Regions from separate parts of the Homo sapiens genome. Here all the other regions are linked to region 1. Evidence: read pairs that join two places in POLR2A ChIA-PET (ENCODE). Cell type or tissue: MCF 10A. All regions are shown on one strand. Region 1 has its middle 5.1 kb from the start of MIR4703. Region 2 overlaps WDFY2 (WD repeat and FYVE domain containing 2). Region 3 overlaps INTS6 (integrator complex subunit 6).

Region 1 (4,000 bases):
GACAGAGTCTGTTGCCAGGCTGGAGGACGGTGGCACGATCTTGGCTTTGTGCAACCTCTGCCTCCTGGGTTCAAGCAATTCCCTGCCTCAGCCTCCCGAGTAGCTGGGACTACAGGTGTGCGCCACCATGCCCAGCTAATTTCTGTATTCTTAGTAGAGACGGGGTTTCACCATGTTGGCCAGAATGGTCTTGATCTCCTGACCTCATGATCCACCCGCCTCTGCCTCCCAAAGTGCTGGGATTACAGGCGTGAGCCACTGCGCCCAGCCTAATTATTTTATTCTGCAGTACATGTCCCTGCCCTCTTCCTGGAATGCTCTTCCCCACTGTCTAGATAACTCTTATTCTTCCCTCAACCCCAGCTCAAGCATCTCATCCTCTGTAAAGCGTTTTGGGATCTCATCCAAATACAATAGATCACACCCTTCCATGTGCCATTCTTATACCCAGTACAGAATTAATTTGTTGTTTTTTCCCATTGTTCATCAATTATTTGTTTAATGGATTTGTCTTCCCAGATAGAAGCTTAACTCCTTGAGGGCAGAAACTCTTATTTCTCTTTACTTTTGGCACCTATGAAATGCCCAGAGCACATGTGAATATCCTTTGGATAAATTCGGGTTTTCTGAATTCTGACTCATAATTTAAATATTGATCACCAAGTTGTGTGCTTTGTGTGTAGGTGTGACCTTATCTGACATCATAAACCCGAAAAAGAGACAGGTCCTCAGAAGAAGTATCTGGAGACAGGGGCACAGGCAGATGGAAGGTGAAGTGGCTTGTGTCTCTGTCTCTGGTCTTGGCTCTCTTGGTCTGGATTTGGAGGAATCTAAAAGTCTTTGAGGGTGCAGGGCATTACTAGTTGCTAAAGATGACCTCTGCCCTTTGAAGGTAGGAACCAGGCAAGAAGCTTCTCAATAGGAACCTCAAGCTGGTAACCCGGCCAGCCAGATGACCTAATTGCATGTTACGCTCCATGCTTAGGATCCCTTTATCATTCCTAATCAGAAGGAAGGGAGCAAGGATGCCCAAATACTATTTCCTTTCCCCTCACAGTTCTGAGAAAAACATACCACTTTAACCGTTCCTCAACTTACACTATCATACAGTTAAACATTTACAAAAGACGAAATAAAACTATCATCATTAGCAATAATTTTTAAATATGCTTATTCTTGGTAGGGCACAGTACATGTGGCAAAGAAACATAGAAAGCAATTGGGCAACTTCAGGGAAGCTAATAATGAATTAGCAAATGAGAAGTGCTCAGCAAAGAATAACACTGATGAGCATAATGCACATATTCTGGAAGGTCCTGGGATTACAAGATGAGAAGACACACACTGTGTTAGATGCTAGTATCTGTCGTTAAAGTCACAAAGGCAGCAGAAGACAGGTTCCATGCCCTCAGCGAAGTCACATATAAATGTAATGACTAGAGACTATTAATAAGTACAAGATAGTATAGTATGAATTATACATTTGTGATGGCACAGCAGCATTATTTGACTGATTACGGAGGGAGTGATCAGTGTGGAATGATATTAGTCAGGGCAGGCTCTTGAAGGGGTGAGTCACAAGTTTTTTGAACAAGAGGCTGACACAATGTAGTTAGTACTCGAAAAATATTATCTTAGCAATTGAGTAGAGGACGAACTGAGATGAGGGAACACAAAGCAGGAAGACCAGGGAGGAGGCAGTAATGCAAACGAGGTGCGGGGAGCCTGGACTCGTGTGTGGGCTGTGAAATAAAGCTGGAATGGTTTAGAGCAGGCAATGCAGCTGATTGCATAACAGTGTGGGCTTTTCAGATAAACTGACTTGGGCTTCAATCCTGGCTCGACTACTGACTAACTGTGTTACTTGGGTAATTGGGTAACCAACCTACCTGCTCTAAGTCTATCCCATCATCCACAAAATGCAGGAAATAATAGTACGATAGTAGAAGTTTGTCATTTTTGCTGTCCGGTATCTGAAAATTCTTCCTGACTTGAGTGAATTTCAATGTAAGTGGGAAGCCACAAAGGGGAAACTTTCTCTGCCTCCCTCTGGCAGCTAGGGCATAGACACATGCTCTGAGCAGGGCCAGTTAGTGCACACACATCTCTCTGTACTTAGGGGTAGTGATGCAAAGGCACTGTGGTCAGTTTGAGATTTTCAAGGCTGCTGTGGTTGGCATGAGAGTTCAGACGCATGGCAGAACATGTCCTGGGAAATTGTTGCAGAGGTAGAACCTTAACTCTGTGCTCCACTTCTTCCCTTGGCTCCCAGTGCTTCACCTTCCTATGTATGCTGTGGGTTGCCTGATATACTTCCAGTAAGTTCCTTTTCTGCTTGAGTTACCTGCTGCTTGCCACCAAGAACCTTGACTGGAATACAACCTCACTGTGTTGCTTTGGGGATTGAATAAGATGGCTCATATAAAGCGCTTAGCCCTGTACCTGCCATGGTTACTAAATGGTGGAGCTAAGAAAAAAGAAAGAGCTTGTGACAGAAGAGTCACAGACTCTGAGAACTAATTAGATGTGAAAGAAGAATACAAAAGAAGAATGGAAAAGGTAACACCAAGTCCGCAAACCTGCCTTCCGTATTATGGTTCTGCCTTTAACAAGAATATGGAAGCTGACAGAAGGACGCCTGCTTGAAAAGAGGCTAGAGAGCAATGGCAAAGGAATCCATCTCTCAGCGCATTGATTGAGAACATAGTGATTTGCCGACATGACAAAGCCTAAACTTGTTAGCCAGGCCCTTGAGGTACTTCATAACCCTGTCCCAACCTGCCTGTCCAGCCTCAGTTCTTACCACTCCCTGAAAGGCACCTGATGCTGGAGTCAGAGCCAGCTGCACGGTGTCCCGTGAACACACTGTGTTATTTTGAGCTGTGTTGTTTTAGCACACTGGATTCTCTTTGCTTGGAATGTCCCAATCATCCTCCCTCAACTTCGACTCCCCATTTAAGACTCGGTTTACATATTTTCTCCTCAATGAAGCCCTTCCTCACTCCTTCCAAGTAGAGCTACTCCCTCCCTCTTCGGGGTTCCCACAGAATTCTCTTCACGCCTCTCTGAGAGGTCACATTTTATTCTAATTTTCTCTTTGTATCTTTCTTTATACGGTCCCAGACACTAAGGACAATGGTTTAGTCGTCCTTGTGTTGCCAATGCCTAACATCACCTGGCACAGAGACAATACTTCACAGGCTCCTTGTCAAACACCCAGAATATTTATTTCTGTATTTAGTTAGAGATAAAAGGGTATGACTATAAGATAATGAATCTGATTCAACAATTCACACACAAAAGTCAGTCTTGGTTTTTATTTGTTAATGTGTCAAGCAATAATTAGTGTCCATTCCACTACCCAGCTCCTAAAGGGCAGAGTTTGGTTTTAACTCAGTACCAACAGGATTTTGCACCAATAGGTGCAGTAAAGTATTTTAAATCCTTTTTAAGGTGCCGCTTTGATGTAACCAAAGCAGCTTTGCTAGGATGCTGAAGAGACCCTGGCTGGGGAGGCTGCTATGAGGGGCCAAGTCAGCAACCTTGGTTAGGTTTCTCTGTAAATCTCTCTCCAGCTCTCATCCCCATGACTCAACCAAGTCACCTTTCCCAAACAGAAACTCCTAATGAAAAGAAATATTTCCTTCATATTTTCCCAAGTTAGCCTTAAGCACAAGGTTCTAGAGGAACATAGCCATTAGGACAAAATTTAGTAATTTTATTTTCCATTGACCTCAGAAATTATTCTTTTTTATTTTACCAAATGGATTTTAGATATTTTTTTCATTCATTTTGAATAAATAATACAGTCCTATGATTAAAAAATTCAGAAGTGTACAACGTCAACTCTCTCAACCATTCTCTCCTGGCCATCCAGATTCTCTACCCATGGGCAACAACACTGTGACTTACTGCTGCATTCTTCCAGAGACATTTTATGCATATTAGGAAATTTTTTTTCTTTTACATAAAACATAAAGGAACACATAGTTCTGCACTT
Region 2 (4,000 bases), 78 kb before region 1:
ATTGCATTGCCCCATCCCCTTTTTTAAAAATTTCACTGCACACTGGTAAAACCTTTTGCATGAACTTGCTCAATGAAATCCCTGCCCTAACTCATCATACCTCTATGTCCCTGCACATGCTGGCCTCCTGCTTAGGCAACTGTTCCTCCTCCATCCCCAGTTTTCACCTGCAAAACTAACACACCTTATAGTGCCAGGCAGTCCTTTTCAAATTTTAATGTGCATAAGAATAACCTAGGGATCTTGTTAAAATGCAGATTCTAGTCACAAATATTTTGTCTGGTGTTTCTTCTAGAAGTTTTATAATTTGAGGTTTTACATTTAAGTCTATGATCTGCTTTGTATTCATTTTTGCATGTGGTATGAGGTATGGATCGAAGATCATTTTTTCACATGTGTGTACCCAATTGTTCCAGCACCATTTGTTGAAAAGCCTGTTCTTTCTCCACGGAGTTGCCGTTGCCCTTTGGTCAAAAATAAAGTGACCATATAAACGTGGGTCCCTTTCTGGACTCTATCCTGTTCCACTGACCTATTTGTCTAGGCCAAGTGATCTCACTCACATGTATCTAGATGGATCATGATCCAAAGACAAAGAGCATTCTGTCAGATGACAGAGGACCTGGAATATCCCAGACCTCTTGAACGTTTGCCTTGTTTTCTTTCCCCTGCTGTACTGTATCCTGTCTTTATTAAAGCCTTAGGTAAATATACTTTGTGGAGTCTCATGAGTACTTTCCATACCTGACCCCGGGTAATTGCTGTGGTATTTTGCTTTCCGTCATTAAAAAGACCTTTCTTATCACGAAGCCCAAGGACTGGCTGTTCTCCATCATGCCTCAATGGGTCAAGGTTAATTCCCTCTTTGCCTCTCTGCTAGAACTGGCACTTCCCAGGTTAACTGAGGGCTGATCATAGCCTATAGGCCTGTTTTGATAATAACCAGTTAACCATGACCAAGGTAACTAAGATCATTGTAAAATGAGGAATTTTTTAGTCTGAAGCGTGTTTACAAATCAGAGTGTGTGTGCCAGTGTGTGAACTGCAAATATGCATGTATAAATGTGTGTTACAGAGGTAGCTGAAGCTAACAGACTCATTGACCTGAAAATGAACAAAACTCAGCAAAAACCAAAATCTTTCAAGAAATATCACCAATTACCTAATGGACGATTGTTGGGGTTCCTGATATATGTAAGGGAAGACAAAATTGTGCACCCAGCATGTTGAAAAAAAAGATGATGAAACTTCCGGTGGGCATTCCTTCCATTAAGAGAGTCAAGCCAGGTTAAAGTGTATGTAGGTGCTTCCATATCTGAGAAGGGAATTACACTTTGGTACTGCCCAGATATAGGGACACCAGAAGAGAAATGGGGAATGAGGGTATGGTTACAGTAAAGCTGCCAGTTTTCCTTCCATTAGTTGAAAAAATTAAATAATAGTAGCAGAAGGACTAATAACATATTGAGCATTCATTATTTTCAGACACATTGTGTTTTATTTGCTTTGTATCATTTAATCCTTACAAAAGTACTACGAGTAAGAGAGATCCTGTTTTCACTTCCCCTTTAGAAGTGAGAAACTGTAGTGTGGAGACCCTCACCTGTCTGTAGTTCCCAAGCCATGGGGAAGAAGAACCAGGAGTTCCTCCCGGGAGTTTGACTCGAAAGCCTAAGCCTTACCATGAGACTATTTCTGAAGCTGTCTGAATGCTCAGAGAGAGGAAGAAATCAGACATGGAGGACAAAAGGTGAAATGCAGGAAGTTTGGTGAAAAGTTTTCACTATTTAGAAAACAGAAGACAGGAAGCCGAAAAAAATGGCTTATAGGCATTTAGAGCACCTTGCACAGTGCATTAGCTAGATCTGGATTTGATCACGTCTAATTTATGCCTCAAGGTACAGAGACAAAATACATGCTGTTCTGTGAAATTCTCTCAATTACGCAAAGCTGCTGTTCTTCACAGCCTGGCATGAAAAATGATGATCACGTCATAATTTCTCTCTCAACTCTTGCCATTTAAAAGGTTTAGGACTTCCTGCCGGGGGTGCAGTAGCTCACGCTGTAATCCCAGGACTTTGGGAGGCCGAGATGGGCAGATCACTGAAGGTCGGGAGCTCAAGACCAGCCTCGCCAACATGGTGAAACCCTGTCTCTACTAAAAATACAAAAAAAAAATTAGCCAGGCGTGGTGGCAGGCACCTGTAATCCCAGCTACTCGGGAGGCTGAGGCAGGAGAATTGCTTGAACCTGGGAGGCAGAGGTTGCAGTGAGCCAAGGTGGTGCCACTGCACTCCAGCCTGGGCAACAGAGAGAGACTCCATCTCAAAAAAATAAAACTAAAAAATTAAAAAATAAGTAAATAAATGTTTAGGGCTTCCTTATGGGGGGACTCTGCATTCTTCCCTTCCCTCTACTCCAACTCTGACCTATGGATAAATCCACTTAACCCAACCATGATGCACCCTATTGTTTTGATCAATAAACAAATGTCTTCACAAAAAAGTCCTCCTTGCTCTACTATAGTTCTTTCCTGGTACTGAATATATGGGGAAAAAAAAAACAAAACAAAAAAAACAGCCTTTTCCAATCTTATAGACATGCACCACCACACCTGGCTAATTTTTGCATTTTTTAGTAGAGACGGGGTTTTGCCATGTTGGTCAGGCTGGTCTCAAACTCCTGACCTCAGGTGATCCACCTACCCTGGCCTCCCAAGGTGCTGGGATTACAGGCGTGAGCCATTGCACCTGGCTGCCTTTTCCAATCTTAGTGCTAACAAGTATTATAAATTTACAAAAGCTTAATTGACTCTTACCTGGATTCATGATATATTTTTAAATCTTTGTGTATTAAAAGGCTAAAGTACTACTTTTCCTTAGGTTTGGTAAATATATATTGAGTATTTATCATGAATCAGGTCTAGTACTAGGAATACAAAGAGGGTAAAAATGGGTTCCTGGCCCTCACAGAACTCACAGAGTAAGATTTTCATCCACTACTTCTGAAAAAAAAAAAACACTTCTAGGGCTTTGCAAGACTACACTATCAGTTCTTGGTTGTTAAAGCCCTGTAATAATTCAAATAACTCTCATAAAGCCAAGCTCAGTTTTAATGACCTGAGAATTATTTAATCTTTACAATGGTCCTCTAAATTGGGATTATCCTCATGTCCATTTTGGAGCTGATGAACTGAGGCAAAAAGAAGTTAAGTAATTTAGGTAAGTAATTAATTTAACCTCTTAGAAATTAATCAAAGGAGCCAGAATTCAAACCCAGGCAACCTGTCTCCAAACATCATGCTCTTAACAACGATTCTCTCCTGTCACTGAAGAAAGACTAAAATAGTGTGGCACTGCACCAGATTAAACAGAATGACCAATGGGAAAGAACTGAAAGCTCAGAAACAGACCAAAGTATATATACTAACTAGCATATTAAAAATTTATTAAAAATCATAGGGGGACAAATGAATTACACAATAAAAGGTGCTGCCCTATTTATTTATTTGGTTCTAAAAACTTCAGGTGGTTTAAAGAATTACCTGTGATGGTCTAGAATCAAGATGATGCATGTGACTCCCTCCCCTCATCACTTCTTGCTAAAATGATCCAACTAATTCAGGAGAAAAAAAGTCTCCACCACTGACTGGCTACTTCATAAGTGACCCATCCACAAAAGTGACCCCTTGAGAAGAGCTAACAGGAATAATTTAGCAAACAGCAGAGTGAGCGGAGAGGCCAATTAGCAGCCAGTTCCCAGAACACCCACAACAAAACTGCTGCCATTCATCAATTATTTAGATCCAGATACCCTACTAAGTGCCTTAAGCCGTTAACAAATTTCAATATTATTATACACACGAGTAAACTGGGGCTCAGAAGTTGAACAAGATGACCAATGTTATACAGTTCTCAAGTAGCACAACCAAGATTGGAACACAAAGGCGATCAGACTCAAGTTTAAACTCTTAATCACTCCACTACACATGGGGTGGCCA
Region 3 (4,000 bases), 110 kb after region 1:
AACCAATTTTATTTTTGAGCATAAAGGTCTATTTTGTAAACTTAGGAGATAATACAGTTATAGTTCTAATACTACTTTTTTTTCCCTTTACCTAAATAGTACCCATTTAATAGGTAGTGTGAAATACAGGCTTCTTTTTGAAGGCTGGCAGGTGAAGTAGTGAGAACTCCATTTCCATTTGGGTGCTTGGTTTCTCTTAGATTATCAACAAATGTATGAATAAGAGTTTGATATTTATTAAGCTATAGACATCTTTTCAAATGAAAGTAAGTTAATTACTATACCTGAAATACTGCTGTGTTGAATATAAACTGGAAACACAATGATGAATAGTATTTTGTAAATTTTTTAATTCCTTTAATTAAAATTTTTTTTTAAATTGTGGTAAGAAACACCTAACAAAATTTACCATCTTAACCATCTTTAAGTGTGCAGTTCAGTAGTGTTAAGTATATTCATATTGCTGTGCAACCAATATCCAGAACTTTTTTATCTTGCAAAATTGAAACTCTATATCAAGTAACTCCCAGTCCCTGGAAACCTCTATTCTACTTTCTGTTTTTATGAATTTGTCTACTCTGGATATCACAGTTAAGTGAAATCATACAGTATTTGCCTTTTTAGATGGGCTCATTTCACTTAGCATAATGTTCTCAACATTCATTTATATTTTAGCATGTCAGGATTTTTTCATCCTTTTTAAGGCTGAATAATACTCTATTGTATGTACCACATTTTGCTTATCCACATATCCATTGATAGTCACTTGGGTTGCTTCCACTTCTTGGCTGTTGTGAATAATGCTGCAATGAACATGGTTGTGTAAGTAACTTTTTGAGATCCTGCTTCCAGTTCTTTTGGATATATACCCTGAAATGAAATGACAGGATCATATTGTAATTCCATTTTAAATTTTTTGAGGAAGTACCATACTGTTTTTCATAGCAGTTGTACCATTTTACGTTCCTACCAACAGTGCACGAGGGTTACACTTTCTTTATATCTTCACTAACACAATTTTCTGTTTTACTTTGACATTAGCCATCCTATTGGGTGTGAGGTCGTATCTCATTGTGGTTTTTATTTACATTTTCCTAATAATTATTTATGTTAAGCATCAACATACGCTTGTTGGCCATTTGTACACTGTCTTTCGAGAAATGTTCATTCAAGTCCTTTGCCCGTTTTAAAATTGTTTTTTGTTGTTGAGCTTTAGGATTTCTTTATATTTTCTGGATATTAATCCCTTATCAGATAAATGATTTGCAAATATTTTCTCCCATTATGTAGTTTGCTTTTATACTCTGTTGTTTCTTCAGTGCACAAAATTTTTATTTTTGTATGGTCCAGTTACATATTTTTACTTTTATTGCCTGTGCCTTTGGTGTCATCCACAAAATCATTGCTAAATCCAATGTCACTGAAGCTTTTCTCCTGTGTTTTAAGAGTTTTATAGCTTTAGATCTTCTGTTTAGATCTTTAATCTATTTTGAATTAATTTTTGTATATGGTATAAGGTAAGGGTCCAACTTCATTCTTTTGCATGTGGATATCCAGTTTTTCCACCACCATGTTGAAGAGACTTGCCCTTTCCCATTTGAATGGTCTCTGCAAATCCCTGAACTTTTGAGCCTCAATAATTTTTGTTGGTGGAGAGGGCACTCTCCTGTCAAACTTGCTTAAATGTTTTTTCCCCATCTTTATTGTGTAAAAGAAGAGCAGTGGCTAGAAATGTGAGAATTGGAATCCCAATCTTGGCCTCGCCATTGAATTATTATGTAACATTGAGCATTCACATTACTATTTTGAGCCTCTGCTACTTCTTATTCCAAGTTGGCAATAATGAAGCCATTGTACCTTTAATATAGAATTGTTGAGAGGTTTAAATGGGATGATATATTTAAAATGTACCTTATTAGGATGTCTCACTAGACAAAAGCATCCTTTTCCTCCAAAAGATTAGTATGTTTACCTCTAGTTTTCTATTTTTTTCAGCTTTAATTTTGAAATTAAAATTATAAAAATCTTCAAAGCTGATTATTACATGCTTTAAACATCTATTAGTATCACGAAGTATATGTTTTTCTTTGGGCTTTGTATTGTATCCCAGAAAAGCAGGTGTGAAAGAAAATTAATATAACTTGGCCAAAGTTGTCTCAGTGGCATTTAATAAGCATAGGATGATGTTTTTAAAGAAGTGTTAAAACAATTTAAATAATTTAGCAGATAAGTCAGAAAGTCATTCTTTTGCAAGAATACTTATGTGAAAAAAGCACATGCCTTAGGATTCTTTCAAATAGGGAGCTCCCCCTAGTGCGTTTTAGATGAGATTTACACAAGTTTGATTTGCAGGGAACCTTTTAGGAGCACATATGTTGGGTAAATCAAGGGATAGTTTAATAAGATTTAACTGAGCTCAAAGTAGTACAAAATGGATATGATTTATTTCCTATAGAGCATTAATTTAATGGTGGTATAATTTAAATGAGAAGGAATATCCCCAAACCCAGATTTTATTTTCTTTTAAAACATTTGCAAAATATTTCTTCAGAATTTTATACTCTAAAACTGTTTTCTAAAAGAAAAAATTCTCCAGTCATGATCTGAAAAAAAAAAAAAAAAGAAAAATGAAAAACACTATCCTAAGGATGTTATTGCATTCTTTTTTTTTTTGGGATAGAGTTTCACTCTTGTTGCCCAGGCTGGAGTGCAATGGCGTGATCTTGGCTCACTGCAACCTCTGCCTCCCGGGTTCAAGCCATTCTCCTGCTTCAGCCTCCTGAGTAGCTGGGATTACAGGCTCCCGCCACCACCCTCGGCTAATTTTTGTATTTTTGGTAGAGACGGGGTTTCGCCATGTTGGCCAGGCTGGTCTGAAACTCCTGACCTCAGGTGATCCGCCCACCTCGGCCTCCCAAAGTGCTGGGATTTACAGGCGTGAGCCACCGCCCCTGGCCATTATTGCATTCTTAATTAGAAATTGTTCAAAACAAATCTTAAATACAAAAGTCAAAAATAGGCCGGGTGCCATGGCTCACACCTGTAATCCCAACACTTTGGGAGGCTAAAGCAGGTGGATCACTTGAGGTCAGGAGTTTGAGACCAGCCTAGACAATGTGGTGAAACCCCATCTCTACTAAAAAAAAAAAAAAAAAAAAAAAAAAAAAAAATTAGCTGGGGGGTGGTGGCATGTGCCTGTAGTCCTAGCTACTCAGGACTCCTGGAGTCCTGGTTGGAGGATTGCTTGAACCCCGGAGGTGGAGGTTGCAGTGAGCTGAGATGGTGCCACTGCACTCCAACTTGGGCAATAGGCTGTCTCAAAAAAACAAAACAAAACAAAAACAAACAAAAAACCAAATAATATATTCTACTTTAAAGAGCATTTTACTTTCTTTCGATATAGGAGAATATCGATAATTATGTATTATATACAGCTGGAAATTAAAAGATCAGGAACAAATCTAATATTTGACATCATTGGACTTATTTGTGTATTTTGAATTAAGGTCATTTGTGGTCAAAATTAGTTAAAAGGATTGTTTATTTAGTCATGTTCATGTCATAGATTTCTACAAAGAGATTATATAGTATTTTATAGCTTGAAATGTTTCTCAAATATATAAAATGATTTTTGGCCATAATAACCTTGACTCAGATTTATACTCTACAATTAAATTAGTCTTGGTGGACTTTTCTTGTTTTTTGGGGCTTTTTAATTTTAAAAATGTTTAGATACAAAGTCTCTCTGTGTTACCCAGGCTGGTCTTGAACTCCTGGGCTCAAGCAGTCTTTCCACCACGCCTTCGGAGTAGCTGGGACTGCAGGCTCTTGCCATTGTACTCAGCTTAAAAAAGTAATTTCCTTATATAAACTTTATTTTTGTTTAGTCTTACTATTAGTCTATAAAAGTTTACCATGGTTGCCAGACTTTAAACAAAATACTAAATTTTTAAAAAATTTTGTTTTGGTTTGTATTTTCTGATCTCTAACATTTTTATTG

Evidence for each region. ChIA-PET counts read pairs that join two places held together with the same protein. Peaks named below come from ENCODE experiments on the same cell type or tissue, not always from the same donor. Only the 100,000 strongest peaks of a DNase experiment are listed, where the experiment ranks them.
Region 2: POLR2A ChIA-PET joins it to region 1 with 5 read pairs; 3 of 35 experiments call an interaction of 5 or more read pairs at or near these places.
Region 3: POLR2A ChIA-PET joins it to region 1 with 6 read pairs; 20 of 35 experiments call an interaction of 5 or more read pairs at or near these places.

What each region holds. Positions count from the first base shown.
Region 1 is chr13:51,555,737-51,559,736 of GRCh38, reverse strand. No RefSeq gene overlaps it. Among named protein-coding and RNA genes, the nearest start is that of MIR4703, 5.1 kb to the right of the region's middle. In MCF 10A, no CTCF peak of the experiment used is centred here; a DNase peak (open chromatin) is centred at 1,626.
Region 2 is chr13:51,633,284-51,637,283 of GRCh38, reverse strand. All of the region lies in intron 1 of WDFY2 (WD repeat and FYVE domain containing 2), which reads right to left. Among named protein-coding and RNA genes, the nearest start is that of WDFY2, 51 kb to the right of the region's middle. In MCF 10A, no CTCF peak of the experiment used is centred here; a DNase peak (open chromatin) is centred at 1,973.
Region 3 is chr13:51,443,423-51,447,422 of GRCh38, reverse strand. All of the region lies in intron 3 of INTS6 (integrator complex subunit 6), which reads left to right. Among named protein-coding and RNA genes, the nearest start is that of INTS6, 7.6 kb to the left of the region's middle. In MCF 10A, a CTCF peak has its summit at 2,326 (motif pointing left); no DNase peak of the experiment used is centred here.